2 separate regions of the Homo sapiens genome follow, and region 2 is linked to region 1. Evidence: chromatin contacts called from ENCODE Hi-C or POLR2A ChIA-PET data. All regions are on one chromosome and are shown on one strand. Each heading gives the region's core, a stretch centred on a gene start or an enhancer-like site at or near the end of the contact. The rest is flanking DNA. Distances are from core to core; before and after follow the strand shown. Region 1 holds the start of LINC01928 (long intergenic non-protein coding RNA 1928). Region 2 overlaps LINC01255 (long intergenic non-protein coding RNA 1255).

Region 1 (5,769 bases), core at 1,737-4,236:
TTAAGTTGAAGTCTGATGGTGATTCATTCTCTCACCTTTCATTTATCTGAAAACTCATTTCATCTTCTTACTGAAGAAGTTTGTTGGATATAGATTTTTGAGGGTTTCTTTTAGATTTTTGATTTTCTTTTCCTTTCAGAGACACTCAGTATCTTGTTCACTATATGGTATGTTTACTTTCAAGATTTTTTTAATTTTGGGTTTAGCATTTTGGCCATGTTATGTGGAGATGTGGTGTGGTTAGTTTGTTTGCTTCTTCACTTATCAAGTTTGGAGTTCTATGTGTTTCCTGAATCTATGAAGTAATGGGGGGTTACACAACTTGGTAAGTTGGGGACTATTATTTCTTCAATTAATTTTATTCTCCATTATCTCCCTCTCTGCCTTTGGGAAGTTCAATTACACATGTTAGAATATTCCATATTGTCCGAAATTGCCCCACAAGTCACTGAGTCTGTGTTTTTAAATCCTTTTTTTCTCTTCAAATCAGATGATTTCTGTTGATAATTCTTCAAATTGACTGAATTTTTTTTGCCTTCTCTAATTTGCTATTAAGTCCAATTCATCTCATTTTCAATTTAAATCACTTTTTTCATTTTATTTTCATTTGGCTTTTTGTATATTTTCCATTTCTTTACCAGGATACCATACCTACTCACTTGCTGTGACTATCTTTTACTGTAAGTTCACATTGATTTTACAATTTGTATTTTAAATTTTTTGCTTTAAAACTTTTTTGCTTTAAATTTTTTAAAATTTGTTATCTATTAATTCTAACATTGGGGAGGTTTTATAGTCTGTGCCTAGTGACTGCTTTTCCTCTTGATTCTGTCATCTTTTACTTAACTTTTCCCATGTGCAGTAATTTTATGTTGTATACTGGGCATTGTGGTTGACACTACAGAGAGATTCTTGACTTTGTTATTCTATTCTGAAGAGTGTTTACTTTTGTTCTTGAATGTAATTTAATTACTTACTCATCACCCTGCACATGTGGAGGCTACATGTTTGTTATCATACCAAATGTCCAGGTTTTCTTTTCATCTTAGAACTCATCTTTATTGTTGGGACATAACAGTTTTTCCTAAGTTATGGTCTCTCTTGGATTTCCATGGAAAGGCCAAGTTCTTTTAACTTGACAAGATTCAAACATCCAACTCTGTTTTTACTCAGTTAAAACTCTGCTTAGATTTTTCAGCCTTAATGTTTTTGCGTTCTTCCATCCTCCTGGTATTCTCTTGCACAGCTCATGGGCAAGCCAAGCATATGAGGGTAGTAGATATTTGATTTGTGTGCTCTTTCCTCTGTATCTCCCTCCTTTCAAGATTTTTTTCCTCCATTTCCAGTCTCTTTGACAACCCTGAACTCCATATTTTCACATCTTATCCTAATAAAACAGTACTGTTTTTTCTGCTTGAATTCTAGCTATCACCGCAATATGTGGACTAGGGATTGTTTTTAGGAGAAAAATGGTGTGAATGTAGCTCTCAGTGAATTTTTTTTTCTTTCCAGGGTCAAATTTCCTCCAGGTTCAATCAGTTTCCTCCTGATTTTGCTTATTCTTCAGTGACTTCTAATAGCTGTGCTTTAAAAAGTATTTCATTCAGAGTTTATAATTGTTATGTTCGAGAGGATTAGTCTGATGACAGATATTACACTATTTCTGGATCGGGCTCCATAAACTATGTTTAAATATTAATTGGGCTTATGGGTTTATGGTTTACTAAATCAAGTAGGCAATATGTATTCAAACCACAAACTACATGAAGATAGGCCTGTGGTTACAAATTCTCAGGTATAACTCTTCCTTTGTACCCAGAACTCAGGCTGAGATAGACAAATTCATTTGTCATCTGACTGTGCAAAGGTAAAATTTTCTACTCACTCTTTCACTGACGGTATTTCAAAAGTCCGAATTCCATATAAAATCTCCAACTCAGCAATTAGCCTTGCATCACATGACATACCTGAACTCCTGTCCCTGTGAGGCCATTTAAGCCCAATCTTTTTGGTTCTTGATGTAAGTAGCTCCTGCTATGGCAACTAGAGAGACAGTTTACCATGTTTATTTTCCAGTTTCCTCTTGGTTTATTTCCAGTTCAAACTATTTACTTAATATACCATTTTGAGATCTAATAGGACCTTCAAACATTATATACTGAAAATAGAGCTCCTGAATTTTTCTATCAATTCTCTTTCCTCCAAACTTCTACATCCCAGTAAATAACACTATTATTCATCTCCTTTCCCAAGTTCTTTCAATAGTCCTCCAAAATGCATCTTAAATCAGCCCACTTAACTCTTCACTAACATCATTCTAACATCAGACCTTAGCATCTTTTATTTGGTTTGTTGCAATGCCTCCAACTAGGCTCCTTATTCTATCCTTCTCTGACATATCCTCCACGAGCAGCCCAACTAAATATATTAAATAAGGACCATATTATAACACTTCCCTGCTTAAAGCAGTTTAATACTGCTACATTGTTTTTAGTGTAAAATGCAAACTCTTACATGGGTCATAAGATTCAGCGTGATCAGAATCACACGTGTCTCTTCAATCTCAGCTTGCATCACTCTTCCCATCTCTCAGTTCATACTGGCTGGCACCCTAGTCTTCAAACACTTCCTTTTACCCACAACTTGGAAGAGTAGTTTTGCATGTTGGAGAGTGGAAGTAGCTTATGCCTAAGTTCTGATCACAGACACGGTGATGGTAACATCCTCTGACGTGGTAACAGAACATGTGACCCCAGCCCACAAGATGAGAAAAACTCTGGCTTGGCCAACTCTGGTTTTAAAGGTTGGAGAGATGTGGAAATTTGCACTTGTAGTTGCTGCTATTTTTGGAACCAATGAAAAAGTTTCACAGATTATTAACTTTTAGTAGTTGAAGATTTTTAGATTGAAAGATTGCTGGGAGAGACAACCTCGCCATCTGATTAACGGCATGAATTTCTTCTTTATAATGTTCAACTACAGTATGAATTGGCAAACATTTTCTCTAAAGCTCAACACAGTAAATATTTTAAGCTTTACAGGGTAGGTATTCTCTGTTGCAGCCACTCAACTCTAGTGTTTAGTGCAAAACTGACCACTGAAAATATGTAAGTAAATGAGTGTGGCTATGTACCAATAAACCTTATTCATGAACACAGAAGTTTGGATTTCGTATAGCTCTCCTGTGTCATGAAATATTATACTTCCTTTGACATTTTTCCAATTATTCTAAAACAGTAAAAACCATTCTTATCTTGCAGGCCATACCAAACAGGTGCTGGACCAGACCTGGACTCCCTGGGGCCACAGAGCTTCATTTGAACTAAGTAGAAGACTGCTCTGGTTAGGTATGTCTTTGAGGCTGTGAGGTAGGCTGCGACAGGTTTACTTTTCTCCTGGGACTCTGAAACTCTAACATATTCCAGGATAGTGGCGTTGCTGGCAATCTGTGGTCCTAGTGCATCCCAGAGCATTTCAAAATGAGGCCCCAGTCTTAAATTCTAACTGTAAAGCTACCACCCCAAGTCAGAACCCAGAAAGTTTTCTCTGGTTGTCCACTGCAACAATCAGAGAAAGTTATGAGTTAGCCAGAGGATGAGAGTGCCGCCTTCAGTCTACCGCCTGTTGACATAATTTTAGTTGAGAGTGGGCAAGAAGACTTCTCTGGGCAGTGTTTTCAACAAGACCACAGGGAATGGGAAACCAGGGGCATCCTATATCCTGCCTCCCAAAACTATCTGGAGCTTAGGAAAATGTTGAAAGAAGCATGTTATAGCAAAAGGAGCATATACTTGGGCAGTGTATAGGGTTGGGTTTGAAACTACCAGAAATACCTCTCATTGCGAACCCAGAGAAAATTGTGCCAGCTCTCTGAATTTTCATGTCTTCATGTCTGAGGTGAATGTAGTGATGCCCACCTAGGCTCCAAGGGCCTTGGGCATAGTGCAAGCCTGGTTAATGACTTTCAGTCAGTCCTGCAATATGTATATTTATCAGGTGCCTTAATCTGCACAAAACACTGCTCTTAAAAGCAAATTAGACGTAGTATTTGTTTTCATGGAGTTTACAGTGTAGCAGAGAAGACAAAATTAAGTGAACATTAAGAATAAAATAAGAAGTGCTATGACAGAAGAAAAATAGGCAGCTCTGAGGACATGTGCCAGGAAGGCCAACTGCTCTAAGGAGCCAGGGAAGTTGCCCTAGAGATAATGCTTAAGCTGAAGCCTTGAGAAAGAAGAGGTAATTTAATCATGGCCCAGTGAGACAAGGGACACATGCGAGGTCTGGGGGGCCTTTGAACACTTAACAAATATTCACATTGTTTTCAGGAGCTACAGACCCAGATTACATTTTTTAAGAGAGGAAGAAATGGTTGGCTGTAATATTAAAACTAAAGCTAACCAGTCATGGGCTCCTCGGAGATTACCTCTTCTTTCTTCTAAAGCAGAGCAAAATTAAATGTCCAACAATGATAGACTGGATTAAGAAAATGTGGCACATATACACCATGGAATACTATGCAGCCATAAAAAATGATGAGTTCATGTCCTTTGTAGGGACATGGATGAAGCTGGAAACCATCATTCTGAGCAAACTATCGCAAGGGCAGAAACCAAACACTGCATGTTCTCACTCATAGGTGGGAACTGAACAATGAGAACACATCGACACAGGAAGGGGAACATCACACACCGGGGCCTGTTGTAGGGTGGGAGGAGGGGGGAGGGATGGCATTAGGAGAAATCCTTAATGTAAATGACCAGTTAATAGATGCAGCCCACCAACATGGCACATGTATACATAAGTAACAAACCTGCACATTGTGCACATGTACCATAGAACTTAAAGTATAATTAAAAAATTGTAGCAGGAAAACAGCTTTGCTGTTTTCAGTAATAGGGAGAGGGTTAACATTTAGCTCGACAAGGATTCATTTCCTTTAGGCTTCTAAAAAGTTTGCAATTCAGGAATATTGATCTCTCTAAAGTAGAATGTTGGCCTTTAGTAAGCAATAAAAGAAAAGCATAAACAATCTTTTCCCTGCCAAATAATTTTGTTTTAGTATCTAAGCACCCCATGCCTCTGTGAAGGCTCCAGGACGGGCCATTCATCAGTGTCTCCAGCAAGTATACTGAAATACCTGGGGGAAAAAAAAAGAAAAAACAACATGCCTTACTGATGAGGCATCAGAAATTTTTGATTTCCATTTTATGACTTCTAGTACTAATAATTCTAACTTTTATAGCCAAATAAATTTGAAACATCAGAATACAATCTTTAGAAATAATTAATGTTAATATGTTCTAAATAATTTATATATTTACTCTTACTTCTGTCACCTCCACCCTCAAAGAGAAGCACATATGAGCCTTGTTTGATCGTGTAGCCAGGGTCTCTTCCCTTAATCTCAATGCATTTGAGTAGCTTTTTAACATTCTAATCACATTCATACTAAACCTTTAACCACCCCAATTCACACTGTTTCTACATAACCTAGTGCTTCACCAATACTGATTTCTAGAACCTTAAGGAAGGATCCTGAACGATGATGAAATCATTTGAATATTCCCTTCACGGGATATAGAAACATTTTTATAAAGAATGCCAGTTCCATTAAGGCCAGTCAATAAAATAAATAATAAACTAACGGAACATGCTAATGTAATCTCATATCACTTGCTCTGATGTCGTGTTACATGCGTATTAGCTCTCATTGCTAAACTTGTGAAAAAACAAAATTTGAGGAGAGATTTTTTTAAATGCACAAAA
Region 2 (5,769 bases), core at 1,186-3,685, 46 kb after region 1:
CAAATCTCACCTTGAATTTTAGTAATCCCCAGGAGTCAAGGGTGGGACCGGGGGAGATAATTGAATCATGGAGTTGATTCTTGTGGTAGTGAATAAGTCTCACAAGATCTGATGGTTTTATAAATTGTGTCCCCTGCACAAGCTGTCTTGCCTGCCGCCATATAAGGCGTGCCTTTGCTTTTCCCCTCGACTTCTGCCATGACTGTGAGGCCTCCCTAGTCATGTGGAACTCTGAGTCCATTAAACCTCTTTCCTTTATAAATTACCTGATCTTGGGTACATCTTTATTAGCAGCATGAGAACAGACTAATATGGCTGGCAATAGAATGGACAAGACCCTCACTTGCACCTTTCTGCCTTCATGGGCAAAACCCACAGCACTCACACTTTCATAGATTCTGGCAATTATATCCTAGCCCTGCAGCTTTAGAGATGCAAGAGCTGCACCTCTGATCACCTGGCCTGCTTTTGAATTTTGGCTGCAAAGACTAACACTCAGGGCTTCTGACTGCTTTTCTTTTCGCCCACACGTAAACTTGCTACGTTTCTTCCCCACCCCATTGTTTGTCCAGAAAGCTACAAATCTTTCCAGAAATATCCATATGGCATATCTCTGAAATCAGTCAGCCAGAGGTCAGTATGTATCTGTGCTTTAAACTTTATGATTAGTGCCCTAAAAATATTGTTATAGTCTGCATTGGGTAAAACGTGCCCCTGCCCTTGGATTTCACATTAATTTCTGAAGTTAATCTTCCTGAAGTTACTGAGAATCTCTGTGTTGCTAAATCCAGTGGAATTTCTTCCCTCCTCATCTTACTGGACCATCTGTAGCTTTTGGCACCATTGACTATTATTCTCTCTCCTTGAAATACCACCTTCCTTTGGTTTCCAGGAAACTATATTCTCTTGGTTTTCCTCCTGCATGTCCCTCTCAATCTTCCTTGCTGGCTCATCCTCCTCCACCCAGTCATTAAATGTTGTAATTTCTCAAAGTTCATTTATAGTTCATTCCTTTCACACTCTATCAATACCCATGGCCATACAGAGACTCCCAAATTCCTTTGTCCAATCTTGATTACTCTTCTGAGATCCAGAGCTATATAGCTAGATGGATGTCTTTCTAGCTGTCTCTATTGGGATATCAGAAAGACACACTTCAACACTATATGCTTCTGAATTCGTAACATTTCCCACAATAACAACCTTAGTCTGCTTCCAGTGGTTCCTCTCTGAGTAAAACCAGCATCCACCATTTGGAGATGCTTCAACGCTGGCAGTCAATCCAGTCTTTCTCTCTCTCACTGTGTGTAAATTGTCTCTCTCCCAGTCAAGGGAGATTTTCCTTCCTAGGTTTCTCTGTCTCCATCCTCACCACCACCCTCATCCTAGAAACCATGCCTGCCCATGCCGCAACCTCTTGATTTGTCTCCATACATCTGGCCTGTCCATCTGCGTTTGTTCTCCACATGGTGAACAGAAAGTTCTTTACAAAATGCAAACCTGATTTTACCACCCTTTGCCTAAAATCCTTCCGCAGCTTACCCCAACTCCAGGTATAAAGCCCATAGGCTCTTCGTGGTCTTCTCCTGCCTAAGTCATTCACTCCATCTGCACCCTACTCCCCCCACCCCAGGATGCCCAAGCACCGGCGACACCCAGTGCTTTCAGCTCATCAGACAAACCATTCCTTTCCCCACCTCTGCCACCTCCACCAGGCCTTGAAGACATTTTCCCTCTACTCAGAAGGTACTCCTCATCCTTCGGCAAGTTCAACCCTATTTCTCCTTCAGATCTCAGCTGAAACATGACCCCTCCAGAAAGGCTTTCCTGAGTGTCCCGTCTAGCTCAGCCCCTCACCACGCTTCCCGGCTCTCGGCCTCTCCTGGAAGCGCTGGCCACTGCTGGGCTTCCGCACTTCCTCTGTGTGTATGTGACTGCATGTTCCGAGGCTCCACATCTTTGGGCTTAGGAACCACTTCAGGTTTCATTGTTTTCTGTACAAATCACGGTGTGTAGCCAGGACCTGGCATATAGCAGGCACTTGATAAATATTCACTAATATCAGTCAATGATTTCACCCTTTTTATGCAAACTTTTGCAACAGGCTGGATTATTCAGGAGGGATAGTATATTCTTGAGTTATCAGTCAAGTAGATTCCCTCTCCTCCCCTGCCCTGTCCTCAACCAGCCTGACTTCAGCAATTTCACTCATTATTTGTCTTCTAGAAGAGACAACTTGCCTCCTAGAGATAGATGAGAGGGCGACTTACTCTGCCTACTTACAGGTCATGCTAGAAACGTTTTTCTAGGAAAGGTACTGAAACCCTTAACAAAAATCAGTTTGTGGTTCATCAATTCACATTGTTTAAATGCCTCATGAGAATGGACAAGTGGAAGTAAGCTACAGCTATTTTTGTGACTCACCAAAACTAGAGGTCACAGCTGTGCCCCAGGGCAGTCCTGCCCAAAGCTACTTGCTTTCAACCTCACATGAGTCACCCTGTGCGGCTGGAAAGAGCAAAGTCTTGACGGAGATTCCATTTTTTTTTTTTCTGGCCGAATGACTAATAAAAGATCACCTTGTCAAATTTAGCCTTAGCAACAGGCAGTAAATTTGTAAGTGTACTGTTGAATTAAGTTCCTGCTCTTAAATTTGAAAGGATAGATTTGTCACCTTAAAAAAAAAAGATTTTAATTTTAAAAACAAGTGATTCTCTTTATCCTCTGTAAAGATTCCTGGCAAGTTATCTTTGCCAGGGCAAAAAATAGAGGCCTGGAGGCTTTCATGTATTTTCTAAAGGTGAGCAGGTCACCGGTCAAAAGTTCTTCACTATAGACAAAGGGATGGTGTATTTACTATTGCTTATACAGATAGTTGTGTTTAAACTGGTTGGCCTTTAAATATTTGACCCCAAGAAGAGGGCATCTTTTCTTTATCAGGCTAAAAGTTTTTAAACGTAGAAAAATCAAATAAAGAAAACGGAAATTTTCAAAGATTAGAAGGGATCCAGATTTAGCCACAGTGAAATTGCTCAGCACAGGGGACATCTAAGAAAGCATACTATACTAAAAAAAATTCTTCATTATTACTATCATTCCCATATTTGAAGTTTGTCCATAAATGCAAACCACAAATATAGAACATTGCATCACAAAGATGTTCTTCATAGCCTAAGAAAGTAGAGCTGCTGGACTTCTCTTCATTATCAAGATTTACCATTACAGGCTTTACACTTTTAAATTTGTTTGTATCCGTTTTACCAATGAGGAAATTGACAGCCAGAGAAGTTAATTAATTTGTTTAGTGGTTCCCAGAGTACAAAGAGCATAAAAAGCTGAGCAGGCACCATGGTGCTTAGGAGTGTGGACTCTAAAGACATGCTGCATGTGTTTACATCCCTGCTCCATCATCCACTGTGTGACTGCAGGCAAGTCCAATGGCTACTCTAAGCCTTGGCTTCCTTGGCTATGAAACACAGATGATAATACTGAGCTCGTACCATCATTTTACATTCTAAGTGAGATCATGCATAGCAAGCAGTCGAAACAGTGCCTGGCACATCGTAAGCTCTTAAAAGCTTTAGCTGTGTTTTAAAATCACCTGGAGAGCTCACTAAAGATTAGGATACCTGGGAACCTCCTCAAGAGATCATGATTCACTAGATCTGGGCAAGAACCTAGGAATCTGCATTTTGATAAACACTGCCAGTGAGTTGGAAAACCACTATTAGTGCAGCCAGATGTACCTAATTCCAAAGTTAATGTTGCCTCATCAGGAAGCAAATTCTTCAGTCCCTTCCCATTTTGTATTGGTATTCCTGTGATTTTTCAAATGGGCCAAGTGTTACTTCAATTTAACACCTTCCTAAGTAACACCTCGTCTACATTGCTTTGGGAAAAAAATCACTTTTTTTTGCCTCTTAGATGCTCTCTTAAGTCACAATATTTTCCATGATGTTGCTCTTCATTTTTAGAGTCCCATGGACCTGCCACGACCAGGCCCTTATGTCCTTCCATCGTGTAGCATCAAGGACTTGACTCGTGTCCTCTCTAGGCTATAACCCAGTCTCCAAAGCCAAGCCCGTGTGACCAGAGACAGCTGAGTGTTCAGGGGTAGCTGTGTTTCAGGCCAACTCCAATTTGGTGTTTTTGTTTCCATCCCCAAACCAGGGGGCCTGCAAGCCCCACATATCAAACAACTGGTTTGTGGAATTGGCTGTTATTACAGGGAGATAACTGAGCTGCCTCCTGAAATCTGAGGTTCTTAAACCAATTGGGTATCATATATACCCAGTGCTTTCTGGAAAAGTAAAGTGTACAACTCAATTTTCACCATGTTGTTTTGGAGAGCAGACCTCAGAAACCAAAGGCAAACACTCAACATTCCAATCCAACTCCATCGTCTTCCATGACATGGGCAGTGAAGTCACATTTGGTTAGGGCTTTAGTTGCTCTCCAGGAATGATGAACTTAGCTTGATAACAGATGTTCTAAGAAGCTAACAAAAGCTACCAAGCAAATAATTTTTTTCTAGTATCACTGTATGCAGCTTTTTCAAAATGACCAAGTGATCTGACAATAGAAGGAAAAAGCAATAGGGTGATTCCATATTGTAAGCCAGATATTCAATTTGAACCAAGCTCTTTGAAGCCCTCAGTAGCTAAGTAATTAGTCTTTTTCTAAATTCTTATAAAATTTCAAGACCATGAAACACTATGGAAGATGTCAGAACAGCAAGCAGCCTCAAAGTGCTGTAGATGGGATAATTGGAAAATAAGAAATAAGAATTCACTAATCTTTTCTCTAATTTATAGTAAATTCAATTGTGTTTACATATTGGAAGACTTGTACTTTTTTCTGTTAGTAAAATATACCCCAAATGTTTCAGGATCTCCTGCTCAAAGAACCTAGAGTATGCTTAAGTACTTTGTGTTAAACAGTACCATGGTGGGTTTTTTTCTCTATCATTTCAGTAAATCCAGCCATTGCACCTGTGCACAGGTGTGAAGAGAAAGATCAATAAGTGAGACTTCTTTCCCAAGGGCCCTTCCCCTCCTCACCAGTTAAACCCAACAGCTGAGGAACTGTCAGCCTGTACTGAGCCTTTCTATCAAAGAAAGGATAGAAAGTTATTAAAAAGTGGTAAATATGGAGGTTAGGAAGCTATGTAAAGAAGGATGCATAAGATAATGTGAAATGAGAAAAAGCGGAATAAGAAAATGAATAGTTACTGATTAAAACGATGTTAAAAACCATACAGCATGCACAGTTACTGTCAGGAGACCACAATTTGTGCTCTTAAGCTATTGGCTGGAATATGATCTGCAGCAAAAAAAAAATATATATATATAAACTTCAGTTCATTCTTATAAATCGGTCCAGTGAAAACAAGAGTACCAGTATATATAAAGATAAACACACACACCAAATATACATATACATATTACATATTACATTCTTGTAAAAAAAATTTTTAAATGACCTCTGAGCCAGAAGGTGCTGAAGAGCACATACATGGCTGTTATCTCGAGGTGGGATTGGGGGCAGAGGGTGTTTATTAACCTTTGTCACAGCCTTCAGTGGTCCAAGAACCTGCTGCTCCCGGGTCCTCTCATTTGAAGACACCCACCGCCTAAGGATGAAGAGAAGCTCCTTCTTGCAGATCTGAGGCTGATTTCCCAACTCCCAGGAACACCCTACCCACAGCCTGTTCCCCAGACCCAGGTCTGTCCCCTTATGCCTGGTCCCAAGTCAAAACCAGCTGTTCCT

The links. Hi-C counts contacts between places; a loop is a spot of excess contacts on that map. ChIA-PET counts read pairs that join two places held with the same protein, here RNA polymerase II (POLR2A). Pooled maps may share reads with other maps.
Region 2: a map with no recorded cell type shows a loop between it and region 1 (2.2-fold over the local background). The contact joins the enhancer-like site here to the promoter of LINC01928 in region 1. A Hi-C loop is called at or near these places in 6 of 168 maps with a recorded cell type or tissue (Caco-2, HCT116, HepG2 and 2 more), 2 of 37 single-sample maps with no recorded cell type and 2 of 50 pooled maps. POLR2A ChIA-PET finds 5 or more read pairs at or near these places in 2 of 52 experiments (MCF 10A and WTC11).

The regions. Positions count from the first base shown.
Region 1 is chr18:11,451,492-11,457,260 of GRCh38, forward strand. LINC01928 (long intergenic non-protein coding RNA 1928) reads left to right here and starts at 2,987. Exons shown (of 4, transcript NR_146901.1): 1 at 2,987-3,042; 2 at 3,261-3,347. All of the region lies in intron 1 of LOC107985173 (a long non-coding RNA gene), which reads right to left.
Region 2 is chr18:11,498,161-11,503,929 of GRCh38, forward strand. The region is part of intron 2 of LINC01255 (long intergenic non-protein coding RNA 1255); the gene reads left to right. Among named protein-coding and RNA genes, the nearest start is that of LINC01255, 12 kb to the left of the region's middle. Within about 2 kb of position 2,436, at least 2 of the 41 ENCODE cell types and tissues checked have a DNase peak (open chromatin) inside an H3K27ac peak, as active enhancers do.